Regions from separate parts of the Homo sapiens genome. Here region 1 is linked to region 2. A link is a loop called in an ENCODE intact Hi-C map of the cell type or tissue named here. Cell type or tissue: ovary. All regions are shown on one strand.

What was found. Peaks named below come from ENCODE experiments on the same cell type or tissue, not always from the same donor. Only the 100,000 strongest peaks of a DNase experiment are listed, where the experiment ranks them.
Region 1: a loop joins it to region 2, with 5 times the contacts of the local background. A loop is called at or near these places in 42 of 110 quality-filtered maps.

The regions. Positions count from the first base shown.
Region 1 is chr15:75,370,170-75,374,169 of GRCh38, forward strand. SIN3A (SIN3 transcription regulator family member A) reads right to left here. Exons shown (of 21, transcript NM_001145358.2): 21 at 1-2,040. The coding sequence ends at 1,810. Among named protein-coding and RNA genes, the nearest start is that of MAN2C1, 3.6 kb to the left of the region's middle. In ovary, no CTCF peak of the experiment used is centred here; no DNase peak of the experiment used is centred here; H3K27ac peaks cover 6 bases.
Region 2 is chr15:75,618,708-75,622,707 of GRCh38, forward strand. It overlaps SNUPN (snurportin 1), which reads right to left. Exons shown (of 9, transcript NM_005701.4): 2 at 2,187-2,349. The coding sequence starts at 2,344. Among named protein-coding and RNA genes, the nearest start is that of SNUPN, 5.0 kb to the right of the region's middle. In ovary, a CTCF peak has its summit at 2,213; DNase peaks (open chromatin) are centred at 1,861 and 2,254; H3K4me3 peaks cover 744 bases; H3K27ac peaks cover 2,131 bases.

The sequences.
Region 1 (4,000 bases), 250 kb before region 2:
CAAGCCTGCAGTGAGCTATGATCGTGGCACTGCACTCCAGTGTGGGTCATAAAGCGAGACACTGTCTTTAAACAATAAAAGCCTAAAATCAGAGAGGTCTACCATGTGTTTTGAAAATCCAGGAGCCAAAAAATTTTGTTTTTCTTTTTGGTGGTGGTGGTGATTTTTAACTAAAAAGCAAACATAAAACACACAGAACATTGCTGGTTACAACTAAGACTTGCGTAATGGTTGCTGAAGAAAAATCCACCAGAGTACTGGGAGGGGCTCAGTTGGTCTTTGTTCAGAAAGTCCAGGTTAACCACATAGAAAAATCCTAATCATTCATGTTTAAATGTCTGCTAGTTTAAATTTATGTAATTAAAAAAATAGGTATCCCATTTCAAATTCTCTCCCTCCCAACTCCATTTATAAGGTATACCACATGCCTTATGCACACTTTTTTTTCAAACACTGGTTTGGTATTTAAGTTGCTCACCCCCATCCATCACCAATGTGAATAAGAAAAAATATATAGAAATACAAACTACATAGCTTGACAACTTACCCAAATATAAAATATTTTCAGATTATTTGAACAAGGGAAAAAAACACGTACTAAAAGACTTAAGTATTCTAAGATTTTGGAATATTTTGATTTGGGACAAGTAACAAGTATTTTAAGCAAAATCCTGTTTCTACCCTGGATAAGGAACTGAAGTCAAAATCCCTGCTTCACAGTATTTTCTGGTGAGGACAAGGGACGTGGGTTGAGAGTTTATTCCTTAAGTAAGAACCAAGCTTTATTTATTTACAAAAAAAAAAAAAAAAAAGTTGGGGGCAAAGGGGAAGACAAGTTTTACACAAAAGTACTACAATGGTAACTCCCTTTGGTAAAAAGTGTAATAAATGTCTTGTACATCTGTTCATAGGTACTAAATCTGAAGCCACAGTACTATGGTACACAAGAAGCTAGAGCAGTTATGCTAGCACATCAAAGCATATTTCTTTTAATAAAAAATTGACAGTATGTACATTATGTACAAAAAAACAAGTTAAAATTGTGTGTGTGTGTGCGTGTGTGTGTCAGAGAGTAAAGCTGGTGGATGGCACTAAGGTAGACTAGTAAAGAGGCAGATACAAAACAGTTCCACGGGAGCTAAAAAGGACAACTGATTTGAACTCGTTGAGGTTGAGAACCAGAGGAGAGAAAAGGGTAGGCAGCAAGGGAATCGTCAGGAATAAAATCCACAAGATGATCAATCCCAAAGCCAAACTGCAGGTCCCAGATAAAACCTAATGGGTGATCTTAGATGTGCTCGAGTGACCAGAAAAAAAAAATCAAATCCAGCTTTTTTTTCCTTTTGTGGGGAGGGGAGAGGAGCAGTGACCATGATAGTTCCAATCCATCTGAGTATTAAGTCCTTCTCCAGTCTGTTTTGTAAATGCATCTCCATCCAGTCAAAGTGTGAACAGCATCCGGTTCCCTCATTGAAAGTTAGGCCACAGGAGACTCCAGTCTTAGCTCTGCTGGTGTGTGCAAGCAAACTGCATGTCTTTGCTTGCATGGACTTCCTTCCCCTCCAGGGCAGGCTATACCCAAAACCCTTTGGGAAAAGTTCCAGCTTCAGCTTTGTAAGGTATTCATGTTCCTAACAGGTAGCCCACTTGGTGCCAGGCTGCACCAGCCACACACAGGTCAGGTGGCCATGTCCCAGAGAGGCCCAGTGAGGCTTGAAAGGCATCTTCCTTGTTTCTTCAGTGTGTGAGTGCATAGGCCCACACACACATCCCCACACACACCCCAAGTTATCTGCTCTGGCTTTGCAGTTAAGGGGCTTTGAATACTGTGCCGTATTTGACACGATACTTGTTAATGCTCACAAAATGCAGGGTCTCTGTATCACAGGTGGTGGTACAGGGCACCAGGCCCTCCAGCCCCTCACCCATGAGCCACTTGCTGGTCTCTGCTGCCATTTCACGGGGCACATGCTCCTTGGTCCATTTATCTACCCAGGCCTGGAATCTCTGATGTAGACGCTTGCTTACACGCTCATGGGACTGCAAAACAGAAAAAAAAAATTTTATTAAATGAAGCAGAACCAAAAAAGAGCCCTTCAAATACAAAGCCTAATTTTCTTCTAAAGGAGCAAAGGAAAGATGTGGGCTCAAGTCTTAGATACCACTGTTTTTTTCTTAAAAGAAAAAAAAAAGGATTCTCTGTTTAAAGAGAAGTTAAAGAGGTAAGAACATAGAACATGTGAGGGCATGAAAATCCATAAAGCCTCCAAAGAAATGCGAACACAGGCTCTGGGCTGAAAAAGCTCGCTGTTCTCAATTTTAGCATGCGTTAGTATAACCGAGGGAATGTGTTAAAAAATACACATTTCTGACCAGGTGCAGTGACTCATGCCTGTAATCCTAGTACTCTGGGAGGCTGAGGCAGGCAGTTCGCTTGAGCTCAGGAGTTTGAGACCAGCCTGGGCAACATGGCAAAACCCCATCTCTACAAAAATACAAATAATAACTGGGCGTGGTGGCACACACCTGTAGTCCCAGCTACTTGGTAGGCTGAAGTGGGAGGATCGCTTGAGCCAGGAGGTGGAGGCTGCAGTGAGCCAAGATCGCACCACCGCACCCCAGCCTAGATGACAGAGCCAAACCCTGTCTCCAAAAAAAAAAAAAAAAAAAACCCAAAACCCCCAAAACCCACATTTCCTTGGTTTACCAATGTGCATTTTAAACCAGCAATCCAGCTGATTCTAATGTATCCTGGGTAGGACCCAGTGAGCCATTGATCACTTCTATCAGCATGGAGATCCACCTCTAAGCCAGACAGTGCAAAGCAAAGGGCTTAAAACCACTCTCCCTCCACTGTGTTACCCCACCCTGGGAAGCAGAGTCCAGGCTTGGCAGATGTTCTGCAGGGGGTTCTGTTCCCACCAACACATTCAATAAAAATTTATTGGTGTCCACATGCAAGGATACTAGAAGAGATACAAAGACAAAACTGGTGTTGCCCAGTGTCCCAAATAATGTGAATCAGAGACAGGCAGACACACAACACATAGCAAAAAAAATGAGCCAGGTGTGGTGGTGCACGCCCGTAATCCCAGCTACTCGAGAGGCTGAGACAAGAGAATCTCTTGAACCCGGGAAGTGGAGGATGCAGTGAGCTGAAATCATGCCACTGCGCTTCCCTCAGTGCCATGAGAGAAGTAGAGCAGACTCTTGAACAACACAGCTTTGAACAGCGCAGGGCCACTGATAGGCAAGTTTTCTTCCACCTCTGCCAACCCTGAGACAGCAAAAACAACCCCTCCCTTCCTCCTCCCTCTTCAGCCTACTCAACAAGATGAGAATAAGGACCCTTTATGATGAGCCACAACCACTTAATGAAGAGTAAATGTATCTTCTCTTGCTTATGACTTAACATTTTCTTTTCTCTAACTTACTTTATTGTAAGAATATACAGTATAGGCTGGGCACAGTGGCTCACGCCTGTAATCCCAGCACTTTAGGAGGCTGAAATGGGTGGGTTGTTTGAACCCTTGAGTTTGAGACCAGCCCTGGGCAACGTAAGGAGACCCCGTGTCTATTTTCATTAAAAAAAAAAAAAAGAAAGAAAAAAAGAATGCAGTATATATAATACATACAACATACAAAATATGTTGTTTATCAGTAAGCCTTCCAGTCAGTAGTAGACTATCAGTAGTTCCATTTTGGGGGAGTCAAAAATTATACACAGATTTGACTGTGCAGGGGCCAGTGCCCCAAACCCCTTGTCGTTAAAGGGTTAATTATACATTAAACTGTCTGCTCAACATCTCCCATTTGAAAGTTTTGTAGTCCTTTCAAACTTAAAACAGCACTTCATCTGTCTCCCAAACCTCATAACCCTTTCCTATTAACAGGTGAGCCCCTAAAATCTCCACTTAAGCAAAACAAAACAAACCAAAAAACCCCAAAACTAATCAGGCACCATCCTTGATGTCCTTCTTTTGCTTACCCCCACATTTGA
Region 2 (4,000 bases):
ACCAGAGAGAACATATGAAAGCACAATGGTCTTTTATCTCGAGAATAAAAGAGCTGGTATATTTGTACATGTGTGAAAGAAAGTCTGTCTGTGGTTATTTCCTGAACATTGTTTGTAATCACAAGAGAAGAAAACTGCCCAGATGCCCATCAGGAGGGACTGGCTTGATGGCATTATGAAGTATCCATTCCACGGAATACCTAGCACCACGAAAAAGGAATGATGTGGTACTTTATGAACTGATATAGAATTTCTCCCCCAAAACACCACTAAATAAATGTGCAGAACAGTATATAGTATACTGCTACTTGTGTTAAAAAAAAAAAAAAAAAAAAAAAAAAAAGCCAGGTGCAGTGGCTCCTGCCTGTAATCCCAGCCCTCTGGGAGGGTGAATTGGCCAGATCACTTGAGCTCAGGAGTTCAAGACCAGCTTGGGCAACATGGTGAAATTGTGTTTCTACCAAAAATAAAAAAATTAGCTGGGTGTGGTGGCCTGCACCAGTGGTCCCAGCTACTTGAGGGGCTGAGGTTGCAGTGAGCCAAGATCATGCCACAGTACTCAGCCTGGGAGATAGAGTCAAAAAAAAAAAAAGCTTTTGTACACATACTACCACACACACTTGCTCATATATGTATAGAATATCTTCGGAAGGGCCAGGCGTAGTGGCTGACGTCTGAAATCCCAGCACTTTGGGAGGTCAAGGTGGGAGGATCAGTTGAGCCTAGGAGTTCAAGATCAGCCTGAGCAATATAGGGAGACCCTGTTCCTACAAAATATAAAAAAATTAGCCAGGTGCTATGGAGTGTGCCTGTAGTCCCACCTACTTCAGAGGCTGAGGTGGGAGGATCACCTGAGCCTGAGAGGTTGAGGCTGCAGTGAGCCGGGATCTGCACACTCCAGCCCGAACAACACAGTGACACCCTGTCTAAAATATATATATATTTGGAAGGATACACCAGAAACTAATAATATAGGAGAGGAACTGGATAGCTAGGGGACAGAAATGGGAAGACCTCACCATATACTCTTCTATTTATTTTATTTATTTATTTATTTATTTGAGAGAGTCTAGCTGTGTTGCCCAGGCTGGAGTGCAATGGCGCGATTTCGGCTCACTGCAACCTCCACCTCCCGGGTTCAAGTGATTCTCCTGTCTCAGCCTCCCGAGTAGCTGGGACTACAGGCACGCACCACCATGTCGGGCTAATTTTTGTATTTTTAGTAGAGACAAGTTTTCGCCATGTTGGTCAGGCCAGTCTCGAACTCCTGACCTCAGGTGATCCACCCACCTCGGCCACCCAAAGTGCTGGGATTACAGGCGTCAGCCACCATGCCCGGCCTCTTATGTATATTTTAAATTTTCAACCATACAAATGTATTACCTATTCAAAGATAACTACATTTTTAAAAATGGGGAGAGGAATGATCTGGGAATGTATTCTGCAAGCCACCCAGAGCCACAGGGAACCATCTCTGCCAAACACAACCAGTGATGCAACACTGGGCAAAATGCAGACTGTATGGAAACTATGCAGCTGTTAGTAGTTTCTTCTGATCCCTAATTCCTTAATTTATGACCCAGAAGAGGCCCATGCTGCATTGAGAATACAAGGATCGGCCCTGCCTTCAGAGTAGCTCAGCCTCAAACACTCTTATCCTGCCCTCTTTCCCTGTTTGCACATCTTGGCACTTAGAATTAAGTATATGGAAGACATTTCCTCAGATTCCCTTAGGAATTATTTGTCTTGAACTCCCAAGAGTGCCACAGAAACATTTGGGCTGAAGGCAGATGGGAAGACCACACCAATACCAGCATTCAGAGTGCAGAAGCCAAACACAAGCATCCCAGGAAATGTGGGGAGTGAAAGTCTGGGCGTGGCTTTCGCAAGTTCCTAAACCACAGAGCTCAGTACAGCTGCCAGGAAAAAAAGAAAAACTTAACCAAATAATTGAGCTTTTGGTTTCAAACTTCGGTGTCTCCCTAATTCCTCATCTTCTCCTAAGCTCTGGGTATAAAAGAAACCTACCTCTGCCAGGATTTACCCCTCCCAACCTGTGGGCAAGAAGATCAGCCTACAAAGAGTCTACTTTGAAGGGAGAGTCTGTAGAGACAAGCCTAGAGCCTTCGGAATGGTTCATAGCTCCTAGCCCAGAGAAAGAAGACAAGGAGTTAAAGCTTCCTTACGATTTCTGCAGTTCCAGTAACCTCCGGCGGCGCTCACTCTGCTCCAAGGAACTGTACTTGGACTTGTACTGGGATAGGCGGGGGTGTGGGGCAGCTGTGCTGTTCAGATCTTGAGACACAGAAAAGCTACTAGCCAGGGCCTGACTCAACTCTTCCATCTTCCCTACAAAGGAAAACGTAAGAAAATGGTTCATTCATTTCATATCATCTCCTGTATACAGACAGTTATGCAGTTATGATATGATGGCCACATTCCTGAAAAAAAATTAACTTAATGCAAAATCACAAGTGTTTCCATGAGACAAAAGGAAGTTAAAGGGTAAATGAGTCATATATTAGCAATAACATTATTTTCCTACAGATATTTCCTTTTTTTTTTTTTTTTGAGACAGGGTCTCTCTCTATCACCCAGGTCGGAGTGTAGTGGTGCAATCACAGCTCACTGTTGCCTCAATCTACTGGACCCAAGCAATCCTCCCACCTCAGCTTCCCCAGTAACTGAGACTACAGGTATACACCACCACACCCAGCCAATTTTAAAATTTATTGGTACAGACGGGATCTCCCTATGTTGCCTAGGCTAGTCTTGAACTCTTGGGCTCAAGCAATCTTCCCTCCTCAGCCTCTCAAAGTGCTGGCATTATAGGTGTGAGCCACTGCGCCCGGCCTTTTCTGAGCAGTTCCTCTACAGTTTCCTGAATAGCCATCACTCATTAACCAATATAACTCTCCATGCAGTTTATTCAATTGGTTATTTAATTCTCAACTAAGTGCCAACTCATATTATGAAAATTTAATTCCAGAGGAAACACTGGTTCTAGGGTCCCTGGAGGAAGACAAAAGCAATCAAAAACCCCAAACTCGCCAGGCACGATGGCTCATGCCTGTAATCCCAGCACTTTGGGAGGCCGAGGTGGGTGGATCACAAGGTCAGGAGTTCGAAACCAGCCTGACCAACATGGTGAAACCCCGTCTCTACTAAAAATACAAAAACTAGCTGGATGTGGTGGCAGGCGCCTGTAATCCCAGCTACTCGGGAGGCTGAGGCAGAAGAATCGCTTGAACCTGGGAGGCGGAGGTTGCAGTGAGCCGAGATCGTGCCACTGCACTCCAGCCTGGGCGACACAGCAAGACTTCATCTCAAAAAACAAACAAACAAACAAACAAAAAAACAAACTCTAGCGACCTGGGATTACAGGTGGCTCATGCCTGTAATCCCAGCACTTTGGGAGGCCAAGGCAGGAGGATCACTTGAGGCCAGTAGTTCAAGACCAACCTGGACAATGTAGTGAGACTATGTCTCTACTTTTTAAATAAAAAAGTAAAAAATTATTTTAAATTATAATTTATTTTTTAAAAAATCTGATTGTTACTTCCTCATATTCTAGTTGTGTTTTGTTTTTGGGTGGGCAGAAAGAAGGTTTCAGGGCTACTTATGTGGGACTCACTTGGAAAAGAGCTAGGATGTGGAAGGCTGCTTAACAAGTAACGTCAATGCTCCAGTAGTGTGAAGAACTTCCATAAAGTACATTAGGGAAACAAGACAGGCATGGAGTAGATGTCATTTTGAAAACAGACTTCCCACTTTAGGTGGACCCTAAAGAATGGGAGTGGGGAGAAAGGTGAATTCACACTTCATTCAAGCGCCTGTGAGCCTTAGATTATAAGAAAACAGGAACATTTGGGAGAAATCTGACTTGCACTGCTGGGCTGGCCCAGCCCTTTGGTTCTAGTGTAAACCAGAGGGCACCTCCAGTGCTTAACCTCCATCCCAGGCCAGGTCCAGTGCTCTGAGCATCAAAATCAACAGGTTC